Linked DNA regions of Homo sapiens: regions 2 and 3 are each linked to region 1. The links are chromatin contacts, found by Hi-C or POLR2A ChIA-PET in ENCODE. All regions are on one chromosome and are shown on one strand. Each heading gives the region's core, a stretch centred on a gene start or an enhancer-like site at or near the end of the contact. The rest is flanking DNA. Distances are from core to core; before and after follow the strand shown.

The links. Hi-C counts contacts between places; a loop is a spot of excess contacts on that map. ChIA-PET counts read pairs that join two places held with the same protein, here RNA polymerase II (POLR2A). Pooled maps may share reads with other maps.
Region 2: a loop to region 1 is called in a pooled map, with 3 times the contacts of the local background. The contact joins the enhancer-like site here to the promoter of BBS7 in region 1. A Hi-C loop is called at or near these places in 1 of 168 maps with a recorded cell type or tissue (endothelial cell of hepatic sinusoid) and 3 of 50 pooled maps.
Region 3: a loop to region 1 is called in a map of CD4-positive, alpha-beta memory T cell, with 6 times the contacts of the local background. The contact joins the promoter of TRPC3 here to the promoter of BBS7 in region 1. A Hi-C loop is called at or near these places in 1 of 168 maps with a recorded cell type or tissue (CD4-positive, alpha-beta memory T cell), 1 of 37 single-sample maps with no recorded cell type and 10 of 50 pooled maps. POLR2A ChIA-PET finds 5 or more read pairs at or near these places in 4 of 52 experiments (GM12878, HEK293T, activated CD4-positive, alpha-beta T cell and 1 more).

The regions. Positions count from the first base shown.
Region 1 is chr4:121,868,309-121,872,572 of GRCh38, reverse strand. It overlaps BBS7 (Bardet-Biedl syndrome 7), which reads left to right and starts at 2,099. Exons shown (of 19, transcript NM_176824.3): 1 at 2,099-2,295. The coding sequence starts at 2,260. It overlaps BBS7-DT (BBS7 divergent transcript), which reads right to left and starts at 1,922. Exons shown (of 1, transcript NR_186650.1): 1 at 1-1,922. RefSeq lists an enhancer at 2,169-2,398.
Region 2 is chr4:121,975,543-121,979,806 of GRCh38, reverse strand. LOC102724158 (a long non-coding RNA gene) reads right to left here. Exons shown (of 3, transcript XR_427598.4): 2 at 710-782. Among named protein-coding and RNA genes, the nearest start is that of TRPC3, 26 kb to the right of the region's middle. RefSeq lists an enhancer at 1,596-1,645. Within about 2 kb of position 1,811, at least 3 of the 41 ENCODE cell types and tissues checked have a DNase peak (open chromatin) inside an H3K27ac peak, as active enhancers do.
Region 3 is chr4:121,949,957-121,954,220 of GRCh38, reverse strand. It overlaps TRPC3 (transient receptor potential cation channel subfamily C member 3), which reads left to right and starts at 2,161. Exons shown (of 12, transcript NM_001130698.2): 1 at 2,161-2,755. The coding sequence starts at 2,541. LOC102724158 (a long non-coding RNA gene) reads right to left here and starts at 3,239. Exons shown (of 3, transcript XR_427598.4): 1 at 3,152-3,239. RefSeq lists silencers at 2,301-2,570, 3,841-3,950.

The DNA.
Region 1 (4,264 bases), core at 850-3,349:
AATAAGCAAAAAGAACAAATCTGGAGGCATCACGTTACCACACTTCAAATTATACTGCAAGGCAAGTTACCAAAACAGCATGGTACAGGTAAAATAAATAAATAAATAAATAAAGACACATAGACCAATGGAACAGAATAGAGAACCCAGAAATAAAGCCAAGTACTTACAGTCAACTGATCTTCAACAAAGCATACAAAAACATAAATTGGGAAAAGGGCGCCCTATTCAATAAATGGTGCTGGGAAAACTAGTTTAGCCACAGGTAGAAGAATGAAACTGGATTCCCATCTCTCACCTTATACAAAAATCAACTCAAGATGAATCAAAGACTTAAATCTAAGACCTGAAACCACAAAAATTTTAGAAGATAACATTGGAAAAACTCTTTTGGACATTAGCCAAATGCAACAAAAACAAAAATAAATAAATGGGACCTAAATAAACTAAAAAGCTTCTGCACAGCAAAAGAAATAATCAGTAAACAGCCCATAGAGTAAAAGAAAATATTTTCAAACTGTGCATCTGATAAAGGACTTGTACCTAGAATCTACAAGGAACTCAAACAAATCAGCTAGAAAAAAACAATCCCATCAAAAAGTGGGCAAAGGACATTTTTCAAAAGAAGATATACAAATAGCCAACAAACATGAAAAGATGCTCAACATCACTAAATCACCAGGGAAATGCAAATTAAAACCACAGTGAGATACCACCTTACTCCTGCAATAATGGCCATGAGGCAGGCGGATCACGAGGTCAGGAGTTCGAGACCAGCCTGGCCAACATGGCAAAACCCTGTTTCTACTAAAAATACAAAAATCAGCCAGGCGTGGTGGCGGGCACCTGTAATCCCAGCTACTCGGGAGGCTGAGGCAGGAGAATCACTTGAACCCGGGAGCCGGAGGTTGCAGTGAGCCGAGATAGTGCCATTGCACTCCAGACTGGGGGACAAGAGCAAGACTCTGTCTCAAAAAAAAAAAAATAAACATAAAAAATAAAATTTAGAAAATATACGTTGGTGTCGATATGGTGAAAAGGGAACACTTTTGCACTGCTTGGGGGATGTAAATTAATACCACCACTATGGAAAACAGTATAAAGTTTCCTTAAATAAATAAATAAAGGTGGAGCTACCATTCAATCCAGCAATCCCACTACTGGGTATCTACCCAAAGGAAAAAGACACATATACACGCATGTTTATAGCAGCATAAGTCGCAATTGCAAAGATATGGGGCCAACCTAAGTGCCCATTGACTAACGAGTGGATAAAGAAAATGTAGTATATATACACCATTGAATACTACTCAGCCATAAAAAGGAACGAAATAATATCTTTTGGCAGCAACTTGGATGGAACTGGAGGCCATTATTCTAAGTGAAGTAACTTAGGAATAGAAAACCAAATACTGCATGTTCAGTTATGAGGATGCAAAGACATACAGAGCGATATAATGGATTCTGGGAACTCCAGGTAGGGAGGAGATTGGGAGCGGGGTGAGGGATAAAATACTACATATTGGGTACAGTGTACACTGGTGGGTGACGGGTACACTAAAATCTCGGAATTCGCCACTCAAGAGCTCATCCATGTAACCAAAACCCGCCTGTACACCCAAAACTATTGAAATAAAAAAAACATTAAAAATGAGAGAAAACCCACAAAAAGCAAATGGTCTTTGTGCTCCTCAACGGTTTTTAAGAGTCTTGTAAATAAGTCCTAAGGCCAAAAGTCTAAGAACCGCTGCTGTAAGCTAGCACCTATAACGGTGGAACCTAATTCTTTGTAGGACCCTTTCCAATGTCAGAGTGAAATCGGTCAGAATCTAGCAGGCTTATCTAGTTTTTTCTACAGCGATAAGGAAAGAAGTCCAGTATTAGCCCTGGGCCGCGGTGAGGGTGGAGCCAAGACTGCGTCTGGGGTCTCTGTGGAAACCGCCCTGTATGGGTCTCCCGGACCTCGCCTCTTTTGTTCCTCTCCGCCTCTGATTGGAACACGCTGTCAGTGGGCGGTGCTTCGGGAAAGGGGCGGGCCTTCATCTTCTTCCAGGAGCCCCTCGCAGCAGCGTACTGACGTCACGCAGGACGCCACTGCCCTGTCGCCCCGCCTGTGCAGCCCAGGACCTAGGCGCGGTAGCTGGGGCTGGCTTTTGAGGGGCGCGGGCAGCCTTCTGACTGGGTCGGAGGCCTGCGGGCCCGAAGCCTCTGTCCCTCCTGTTCTTGTCCGGCGCTGCTTAGCCCCTCCGCGTAGTCATCATGGATCTGATTTTAAACCGAATGGATTATCTGCAGGTAAACCCAAGGGATAGGGCGGGCGCCGCGCTGGGCAAGCCCAGCACCCGGAGAGGATTCCTTCCTTCCACTGACGAAAGTCTCGGTCGCCAGGAGCTGGTGCGGAGGCGAAGGAGCCGGGCTGGGTGCCGACCTCTCAGCACCCCGCCTTTGGGCAGCTCCCTTTCGTCTGTGACGGTCCGAGGGGACCGGGGAAAAGCGGCACAAGCCCCCACGGTACTGGCTTCTGCCGGGTCCTGAGGATGCTCTGAAAATGTGACACTGTCTCATCCCGGATTCCCCCCAGGGCCCTTCTCCTCCTCCCTAGCCGTGGCTGCCTGAGGGCCTCTAATCCTCAATCTCCATCTCTACCCGGACCCTTTTGCGGAGCACCAGGCACTTGTTTCTTACTGTGAGCTGTACCGCACCAGGCAGATCATGGTAAAAGCAATGAAAACCGGGCCGGGGGCAGTGGCTCACGCCTGTTATCCCAGCACTTTGGGAGGCCGAGGCGGGCGGATCACCTAAGGTCAGCAGTTCGAGACCAGCCTAGCCTACATGGTTAAACCTCTTCTCTACAAAAAGTACAAAAATTAGCCCGGTGTGGTGGCGGGCGCCTGTAATCCCAGGTACTCGGGAGGTTAAGGCAGGAGAATCGCTTGAACTCGGGAGGCGGAGGCTGCAGTGAGCTGACATCATGCCACTGCACTCCAGCTGGGGCGACAGAGCGAGACTGTCTCGAAAGGGGGAAAAAAAGCAATGACAACAGTTTAATGTGCATCTAGCTTATTCTAAGAATTTAGCATACCTACCAACATATTTAATCCTCATAAGAATTTGCAAAGTAGACAATATTATAAATGAGGATCTAAGGGGTTAGAGAAGGCAAGTAATTTGCTTAATAGCTAAAAATTAGGGAGTGGCTATTTGAATCAAAGTCTCGGACTCCAGAACTGGTGTATTTTTGTTACACTACACTGCCTTTCAGAATTTCTTTCAGACCTAAAATTCTCTCTACCCCAATTCCTCATCATATTTTTAGGCCACCTCATTTTAGTTAATGGTACAAATGTTTGCCCAGTCAATTTTCTAGGGGTTTATGCTATGTACTTCCATATCCAACTGGTCACCACATCTTACTGCTTTTAACTCCCAAATATCTCTTGAATCTGTCCCATATCTTCCATCTCTATTACCCTCATTTGGGTTCTCATCTTCTCTTGCTTGAATAATTGAAATAACCTCCAAATTGGGCTCCTGAACTCCAGCTTCATCTCCCTCCAAGCCATCCTTCACATCACTTGCTAGATTGATGTTTCAGAAATACAAATCTAAGCAGATGACTTTAATACAATTTTCTGGAATGCAGAATAAAGTCATTTATACTATATGAACGTTTTATCATGATGTGTTGTTTTCACCAATTCCTCTCCCATTGGTCCCATCCTCTTCTCCTAACTATACACCAGCAGTGACAGTTCCCTGCTGCTTTCATCCTCTGTATTTTTTTGTAAAATAATCTTCACCTGTTAGATTGGATGTTATGGCCATTATCATATTTGGTATTTTAGCATAAATCTTCTTTTTTTTTTTTTTTTTTTTTTTTTTTTTTTTGAAACAGGGTCTTGTTCTGTCACGCAGCCAGTCTGGAGTACAGTGGCATGATCATGACTCACCACAGCCTCAAATTCCTGGACTCAAGTTATCCTCCTGCCTCAGCCTTCCAAGTAGTTGGGCCTGCAGGCATGCACCACCATGCCTAGCTAATTTTTTATTTTTTGTAGAGACAGAGTCTCCCTGTGTTGCCTAGATGGTGTTGAACACCTGGGCTCAAGTGATCCTCCCACTTCAGCCTCCCAAAGTGCTGAGATTACAGGCATGAGCCACTGCATGTGGTCTTCCGTTGCATTTTTAATAACTATAATCTATTTTCAAAGTTCTTGAATCACTTTGCTGAACAACTGTATGCAGTTGGAAAAGAAGGCTTCTA
Region 2 (4,264 bases), core at 562-3,061, 110 kb before region 1:
AAAATAAATGATCACTGTGGTTCACGTCTGTGATCCCAGCACTTTGGGAGGATGGGATGGGAGGATTGCTTGAGCCCAGGAGTTTGAGACCAGCCTGAGCAACATGGCAAAACCCTGTTTCCACCAAAAGTACAAAAAAATAGCCAAGCATGGTGGCACCTGCCTGTAGTCCCAGCTACTCAGGAGACTGAGGTGGGAGAATTGCTTGAACCTGGGAGGTGGGGGTTACAGTGAACTGAGATTGCACCACTGCACTCCAGCCTGGGTGACAGAGAGAAACCCTGTCTCAAACAAACAAACAACAACAAAAGATCTGTTAAACAGCCAAGGTCAAAATTAAGAAGTCATTGCTAGCCTTTCCCTGAGAAAGAAGTTGTGGACCTTGAGGATCCCTCCATAGTCGTCAGTGATATTCTCAAAGCCAACAACATGGAAGGGGATGAGTAATTTAAAATCTGCTTAGAATCTCTGGAACTGAGATTTCCCTCTAATTTTATGCCCAACTCTTGAGTCAAATATTAAATGAGTGAACCAAACAGCCCTCAGGAGTAGACACCCTTCCCTCTACTTTTTTCTCTGAAGATCTGTTTATTTTCCAACTAACCAAGAATAAGACAGTTCTCCTACAACAACAGCTTTAATATTATATCACTGCTTGGGAGTTTTCCCATCTAAGGTCTTTTACTTAGAATCTGTTCCTGATACTTACCTCACAGGTATTTATGGAGTAAATATATGATCATGACACTAGGCCCTATGATAAAGCTTCTACGGTCTTCCCTCTGGAAGAGAAGATAATGAAGTTATTCATTTAAAAACACTACTTTAAGGGGTATTGTTACCTTTTTATCATCAAGAAAGCTTTTGGCATCCATTCCTTAAGGAACACATTCACAATTCCATCTCTTTACTAATAAAGGGAATTATGTTTTGGAGTCAAGTTCCAGGCACAGTTTTCTTGCTTAGAAAATGAATGCACTCCAGTCAAAAAAACAAATTCTGAAAAACTGTAAAAAATATTTCTTCAGTTCTTGGCTCTGACTCACTTCTGGTAGGTTCTGATAGTGAGTTGAGAGGGCCATGAAGGTGCAAGGGGCCCCCAAAATTCTTCTCTTTCTATTACCATCACTGGGATGCACAATGCACTTCATCAAAAGCAGTACTACTGTTAACCCCATGAGAGAAAGGAGTCTGTTCCAGGCAAATTCTTTTTACATGTAACACTTATCACTTTTTTGTGTGTGTGTTTCATTTTGCTACAATGTACTCCCAAAATAGTCTGCAAGTTGGGAATCATTTCACCAGAAAGATGGTTAAGTGGAAAATGTAACATGATGTGAAAAAATTATCAACCTCTGGGACTAGATTTTGTGACAATGATGCAGTTTCTGTTAATCATGCCATATTCACATCCGATCAGTTATCAACTCTTGTCAAGTTCACCTCCAGAAATTCTCTATAGTCTATCACCACAACCCTAATTCAGGCCCCCACTTCCTTTCCTGTGTTCTATTGCTGTGGGCTCTAACTTGGTCTCCCCACTCGCTATCTTTCTCTATTCTAGTCCATCCTGATTTTAATCATCTTGAGGCCAATTTAAATCATATCATTGACATGGTAAAATCCTTTAATTGTTCACCTTTACCTATAGTGTAAGATTCGAACCTCTTCAGAGGCATTCACAACTCTTTTCCACCTAGACATGTCTCTTTCCAAATGTCCTCACCCCTCTCATTCTCACATACCCTGAATAGCCACTCTGCACTTCCTGCCCCTCTGCCTTTGCACTTTCAGTTCCCTTTAATGAAAACATCCTCCCCACTGCAAGTATAAATTCTATCTTTCTCTCACAATTCAAATCAGATGCCACCTTCATCCACAGTCTCTCTCATATCCTGTGTGCCAACAGAACTGGTCTATCCCACTTCCCCAGCTTGGGTGGCAGAAAGAACTATTTTCTCTGTAAATTCAGCTTGAATCACTCTGAGCTCTACATCACATAAATGCAGAACGGCCTTCTCACTGGAGAGTCCTCTCTCCATGGTAACTCCAGCGCCCTCAGGCATGCTTTCTCAGTCCTAGTGGACAATATAATTACTCTTATCTCCAGGAGGAGAGAGAGAGAGAGAGAGAGAGAGATTGAGAGAGGGAGAGAGAGAGAGAAGGAGAGAGAGAGAGAGAAGCTAGCTCCATCCACCGAGGGGCCCTTTCCTACCACTTTTATCACTCTCATTTTCACACTATAGTGTTGGGAAAACACTGGGGATCTGACATGCCTGTGCTTCGCCTCGTGTCCAGCACTTGAGAACCTTGTCTTCCTGCACGTCTACTACCAAAATCTGGCAACTTGCCATCCAGGGCACTCCTTGTGCTCTGAAGAAACACCCTTGGGCCATGTAGGGTTACCACTGCTGTTGCACTGGCCGTCCTTTCCTCCATGGGAGGGGGAAAGGAGAAGCTTCTCTACCTGCTGGCACAGGCAGCTGCCCTCATCCCCACCACTCACAATGTTGCCGTTCTTCACTTAAAAGGTTCCTCAAGTCTGTAGCATACCCATGGAGCCTTGACAACCCAAGGCATTGTGAGCAGTGTGCAAATAGCTCACTCCTGAGGGATTTCTTCTCAGCCTGTGTTGTAGGTGGAGCCCTCCATGCCATGTCACTCCATCCCTCACTGTCTGACTCGCATCCCCTTCCCAAGATCAAAGCTTCACATCACCATCAATTCCATTAAATGTGCCTTCCAAGTAATCATCTGAGTCCTTGGGACACATACCAGTTAAAGTGCCTTTAGTTGTATTTAAAAAAAAAACTCAAACTACATTAAGCAATAATGAAATTTGCTGGATGACATGATGTAACTAGAAACTTAGAGGTAGCACAGGCTCGAGGATGGCTTAATGCAGTAGCAAGCCCTATTTCTTTGTGATTCTTGGCTCTGTCTTCCTCTTTGTATCAACTTCATCCTCAAGGACAAAGGCGACCAGAGTAGCCTTAGTGTCTGAACCTACTGCCCACACATGACACATCCAGGAGAAGAGTGACAGGGTTGCTTCTGCATGCATTCCTGGAGTAGGAGGCAAAAAGATACCTCGAACCCCAGCAACATTTCCTCAGTGGCTGAAATGGAGACTCCCATTCCTGAGCCAATCCCTGACAAGGGGGAGAAAGCTTACCAACCAGACCCGTCCACTGGGAGTCACTTGGGCTTTCCATAGAGGGGTGTACACCTGAACAAAATTGGGTTGATAGAAATCACAAAAAAGAATGCTGAGCAGGCTATCACCACAACCACTAGAGAGGGATTTCATCTGTGCCTCAAAATAGCTGCCTTCTTTCTGAAGTGGTGATATAGAAAACCTCTCATATACATTGATTAAAATCTTAGATACAGCAATATTACCCATTTTTTTAAAAAGCTTTTAGAATCCTACAGTCATAATATTGAGCAAAAGAAGGCAGACACAAAAGAAGATATGTACTGTATGATTTCATTTATATAAAGTTCAAAAACACTGTATTGTATTAGAAATAAGAGGAGTAATGACTGAAAAAGGGCATGGAGAGGGATTCTGGACTAATGTTCTGTTCCTTGATTGATGCTAGTTATGGCAGAAGTTTTATTTGTTAAAATTCATTAAGCTGTACATACATGATTTATGAACTTTTGGAATGTATGGTCTACTTCAACTAAAAAGCTAAAAATAAATAATAGAATTATAGTGCAAAGTATTGTGCAAGCTGTGACAGATATTAAGATTAATAACACACAGTCTCTTCAAGATTCAAGGATGTTGTAGCTGAGCAGAGCAGTCACATAAGTCAATCATCCATTACTACACAGTGTTAGGATATGTTCTATGATGAGGAGCATGAGATCCAAGGTCGAGTAAGACTTCCCAGAAAGGATCACATGTTAAGTTGGAACAAACAAAATGTGTCGGTATGAATTTGCTTAGTGAGGAGTGAGGGGATTGTGCAAATGCATGGAGGTAACAGAGTACTTGAGAATAGTTCAGTGTGGCTGGGTCTGAGTGTCTAAGGAGAAGAGGAAACACAGAGGGTAGAGAGGTCAACAGGGGCCTTTTAGGTTATGTTAAGGAGGTGGACTTTATCCTGAAGGCAAAGGAAAGTCATAGAAGGGGAAGAAGGGGACTGCCATGATCCATCATCAGCCAAGAACACAGTTGGCATTCATAGTGAAGGGGCATCTGTGTGTCTAAGGACCGGAAATAATCTCCATGAAGAGGGTGAAAGGCATCAGG
Region 3 (4,264 bases), core at 912-3,411, 82 kb before region 1:
ATGAGGTGATCAGGGTGGGCCCTAATTCTATATGAGTGGTGTCCTTATAAGAAGAGGAGATCAAGACACAGGCACAGAAGGAAGACCATGTGAAGACAGGGAGAAGATAGCCATCTATAAACCACAAAGAGAGGCCTCAAAAGAAACCAACCCTGTGAACACTTTGAACTCAGACTTCTAGTCTCCAGAATTGTGAGCAATTAAGTATCTGTTGTTTAAGCCACCCAAGCCACCCAGTCTTTGGTACTTTGTTGTGGCAGCCTCAGGAGACTAAGACATTGTGTAAGAGTAAATCCTGGTGACTCCAGCATTGCTATAGAGCTTCTATCCATGGTCCTATAAGGGCAGTTTATAAACATACTAAAGTAATTATAAAGAAACTATAAACTTCATAAATTCATCCAACAAACATTTATTTAGCTTGTCCTGCACATCAGGTACTGATCTAAATAGCAAGGACAAAAAGATGAGCCCCTAATAGCTCAAAATAAATAAGATCCCACATCACCCTCAAGGGATTCATAGTTTAGAGGAAACAGGCACATACAGAGTGAATTTCAGTATGATGTGATCACTGGTAAGACTGTGGTATACACAGTGTGGGTAAGGACCAGAGCCTGTGGAAAATCCACTGGGACCCAAGAGGGCTGTCAGACTGGAGGCCACAGCTAACCTAGTTCTTTAAGGAAAAGTCAGTGTAGCAGATGAATGAAGAGAGACATTTCAGTGACAGGAATGCCATAGACAAAGGCAGAGAAATGGGAAAGTATCTAGCATGTCAGTTGATGACTGAGCGTTCAGGGTAACTGCAGTTAGAATGTGTATGAAAAAGGATGGGAGGAGAGATTGAAAACTTGGATTTTAACCTGAAAGTAGTGGGAAGCCACCAGAGATTTTTATAGAGAAAAGTCGTGATCAGACTTTGCTTTAAGCATGGTCTTTCCAGTAGTACAAAGAATGAAACAGTATGGGGAGAGGTGGGCTGCAGAAAGGCTGGATAGCAGGGAGAAGCAGGGGAGCCTGAATTGAGGCGGTGGTACCGGGTGGAGAAGGGCAGTCCTGCTTTAGAGATATTCCAGAGGTGAAACTGAATAGGTCTGCTAACCTACATTGTGAAACCGTTAACACTTGCATATGTACTAACAACTGAAAAGCACTTCCAAACATAAAGCACTATACAATATTTACTTGTTTTTGTTTTTCCTATATTAGATGTATAAATGCTATTGCTTCTTTCAACATATAGACTTGCCAATTTAATACACAATATTTTATTTACTTTTTAAGAATTAAATTCAAAGGAGCTACATTTTCTTGTGTTTTGCTTAAATTTGGGAAGAATTGTTCCTCTAAAAAGTACAGTATAATTGGATACAGTTAAATAAATTTTATCTCATCAGAGCGTGTCCAGTATTTTTGTGATTTTTCCTAGTTGGACTTGCTAGAAAGCCGTCTATTTGAAGCAAGGGAAAGTCTGGAAGAACACACTCTTCTGGATCTAATCTAAGTTTTCTCACTACCCACCTATCATGAGTACCTTTTTCAGTCTCTCTAGGCCAAGGGTTTCTTATTTAAAAGGACCAAGAGACTCCTTGATCCCTAAGATTCCTGCTAAGATTCTGTACCTCTTTCCTCCCAAAAGAATGACTGGTCTTGAATTCTAAAATGCAATTTTTGTGAGTGTGTTTTAAAAAGAAGACTGCATTTCGCTGAAAAATCTTCCTTGGAAAGTATATAAATCTTATTAGACGCCTTTGAGAGTCATTAAAAGAACTGAAGCATCATGCACGTTTAAAACATTACCAGGCTGGATGGAGTACGAAGGCACTCAGGGGAAGGTACTTAAACCTCCGTAGGTTCAACCAAGTCTTACCGGGAGTAACCCAACGAACAAGTGATGCTTTTTGAGACAAATTTGGAGAGTTGGCTGCAGGAAAATTAACAAGCCAGTGGATTTCCTTTTCCCTTCCTTAGGAAACTTGTTTCTGTAGATGCAAAAAGGGCCCTAGATCCTCTGGAAGAGAAAGAGAGTGGGGAGGGGAAGTTTCTCTTTCTTTACTCCCCACCTGCGGTCTGTCTGATTTCCTCTCCAGCTCTGTCTGATAAGGAATTGATTCTCCCCCTCCTCTTCCCCCTCCCGCCCTCCCTCTCCTTCTCCCTGAGTAACGATGCTGTCCTAGCAAGTGATGCTGTCGGAGACAGGAGACGGGCGCCGAGGAGGCATCGCCGCCGCCGCGGGGCTGGAGAGCCTCTCCCAGCACCAGAGCCCCGCTCGGCCCCGGGCTTCCTCGTCGCAGCCACGGCCGCGGCAGCTGCTCCCACGGTTTGATGGTGGGCGGCGGCAGCTCGGCTTCGGCGCTAGCCTCTAACTGCTGGATCGCGGGCCGCGACGCTCTCCGCTCCTGCCTTCCCGCCCTGGGCCGCCCGGGGCCCCGGAAGCCGCGGGAGGTGGTGAAGGGGCGCCGCGGGAAGACTGCACTGCCGCGAAGGCGGAGGAGGCCGGCAGCCGGCACCCCCACACTCGGACCGCAGCCGGCGCGATGTCCACCAAGGTCAGGAAGTGCAAAGAACAAGCAAGGGTGACCTTCCCGGCGCCGGAGGAGGAGGAAGACGAGGGCGAGGACGAGGGCGCGGAGCCGCAGCGCCGCCGCCGGGGCTGGAGGGGCGTCAACGGGGGGCTGGAGCCGCGCTCGGCGCCCTCGCAGCGGGAGCCGCACGGCTACTGCCCGCCGCCCTTCTCCCACGGGCCGGACCTGTGAGTACCGGGCCCGGCCGCGGCCCGCGCCTCGGAGGGCGGTGCCGGGCGGGGGGCGGGAAGGCGCGCGCCGGGCGGCTCCACGTCGAGCCCGGGACCTCCGAGACCCACATGGTACGGCCAGGCAGTTCGATTTGGAGTGATTTGGAGGGGACAGACCTCGGCCGGAGGCTCGCCCCCTCGGTCCCGCGCGGTGGAGGGACACAGGGGCTGCCGAGTGCGTGGCAGGGGCTCTGTCCAGGCTCAAGCACACGGAACAGCCCGCAGGCGGGCACACTGACTTCAGACAAGCATCCTGGCGAGCAGCCACTCCCTGTATTAGAGCCGAGGAGCTCGCACGACTGCTGCCAGGGCTGGGCACCCCTTGGAAGACGGACCCCGGGGTCCCGAGCTTACCCAGGGAGGCCGAGGAAGGGGAAGATGTGCACAGACCCAGGCGCGCACTTGAACCCTGAACTCCTCCCGGGCGTCCCAGCGTGGACTTGGGTCCCCTCCGACGCTCTGGGACGTCGGGGGCGGGGGCAGAGAAGTGGGGAGTAGGGAGGGGACAGTGCGATACAGGGTGTGGGTTGAAGGTTTGCCCAGGCGCCTCGTCTCTCTGTGGTTCAGTCACATTTGGGGTAAAACTGGAACCGAAGCCCTATAGGGTCCCCTGAGGGAGAGAGTGGGCATCGGGCAGCCGGGGAACCGCTTTAGTGATAACTTTGACTGCGGTTCCCAGGCGGTGCAGGGTCAGCGGCTCGCGCCCCGGCGCGCGGGCTCTCTTTTTCTCTTTCTTTCTTTCCCTCTCTCTCTTTCTAAACGAAGGAGCGGTCGGCGCGCTAATGCATGAGAAAGAGCAACTTTTCTTAATTTCCAATCTTGGAGACAGCTTTTAATCAGTGCGAGACGCAGAGAAGATAAAAAGAGGGTGATCGGTTTCACAGGGTGAGATGCTCTGTATTTTTTCTGTCACGTAACACTGGGAGTGCCGCAGGGTTTACTGTCTTTTTTAGGAAGAACGCTCAGAACTAGGTAGAGAACTTGGGGTCGGATGGTGGCGGGCGGCGCAGACCGGCTGAGCCGGGGAGGTGGTTCTCCAGGATGGGGACCGAGGTTCTGCAGCGCCCCCTGCTGCCGGCGAGAGGCCCACCGCCCGAGGCCGAGACCTCCGGGATGACCCCTGCATCCCCAGGATCGCGCGCTGCTCCGCGCGCGCAGAGTCTGCGCCTGGTCAGGCTGGACCTGCCGGTAGAACACAGGAACACAATCAGTGGCTGGGAGTAGATCCCATAGGGAAGAGTTCTGATTTTAAATGAGCGACGCATCCCGATGTGGTTCAGTTATTGCTGAAGATAAGCGTGGAATGGAAACGGCCCAGGAAATGGAGGGAAGGTATATCCTTTGGGATGAAAGCGCCACCAGCTCACTTCCCCGTCTCCCTAAGGTTTTAAAACATTGTCCATTTTTCCTTTTGCCAAATTGGTTTTTATAACGTAGCTGTTTTTTTATTCCTTTTAAAATTCTTCT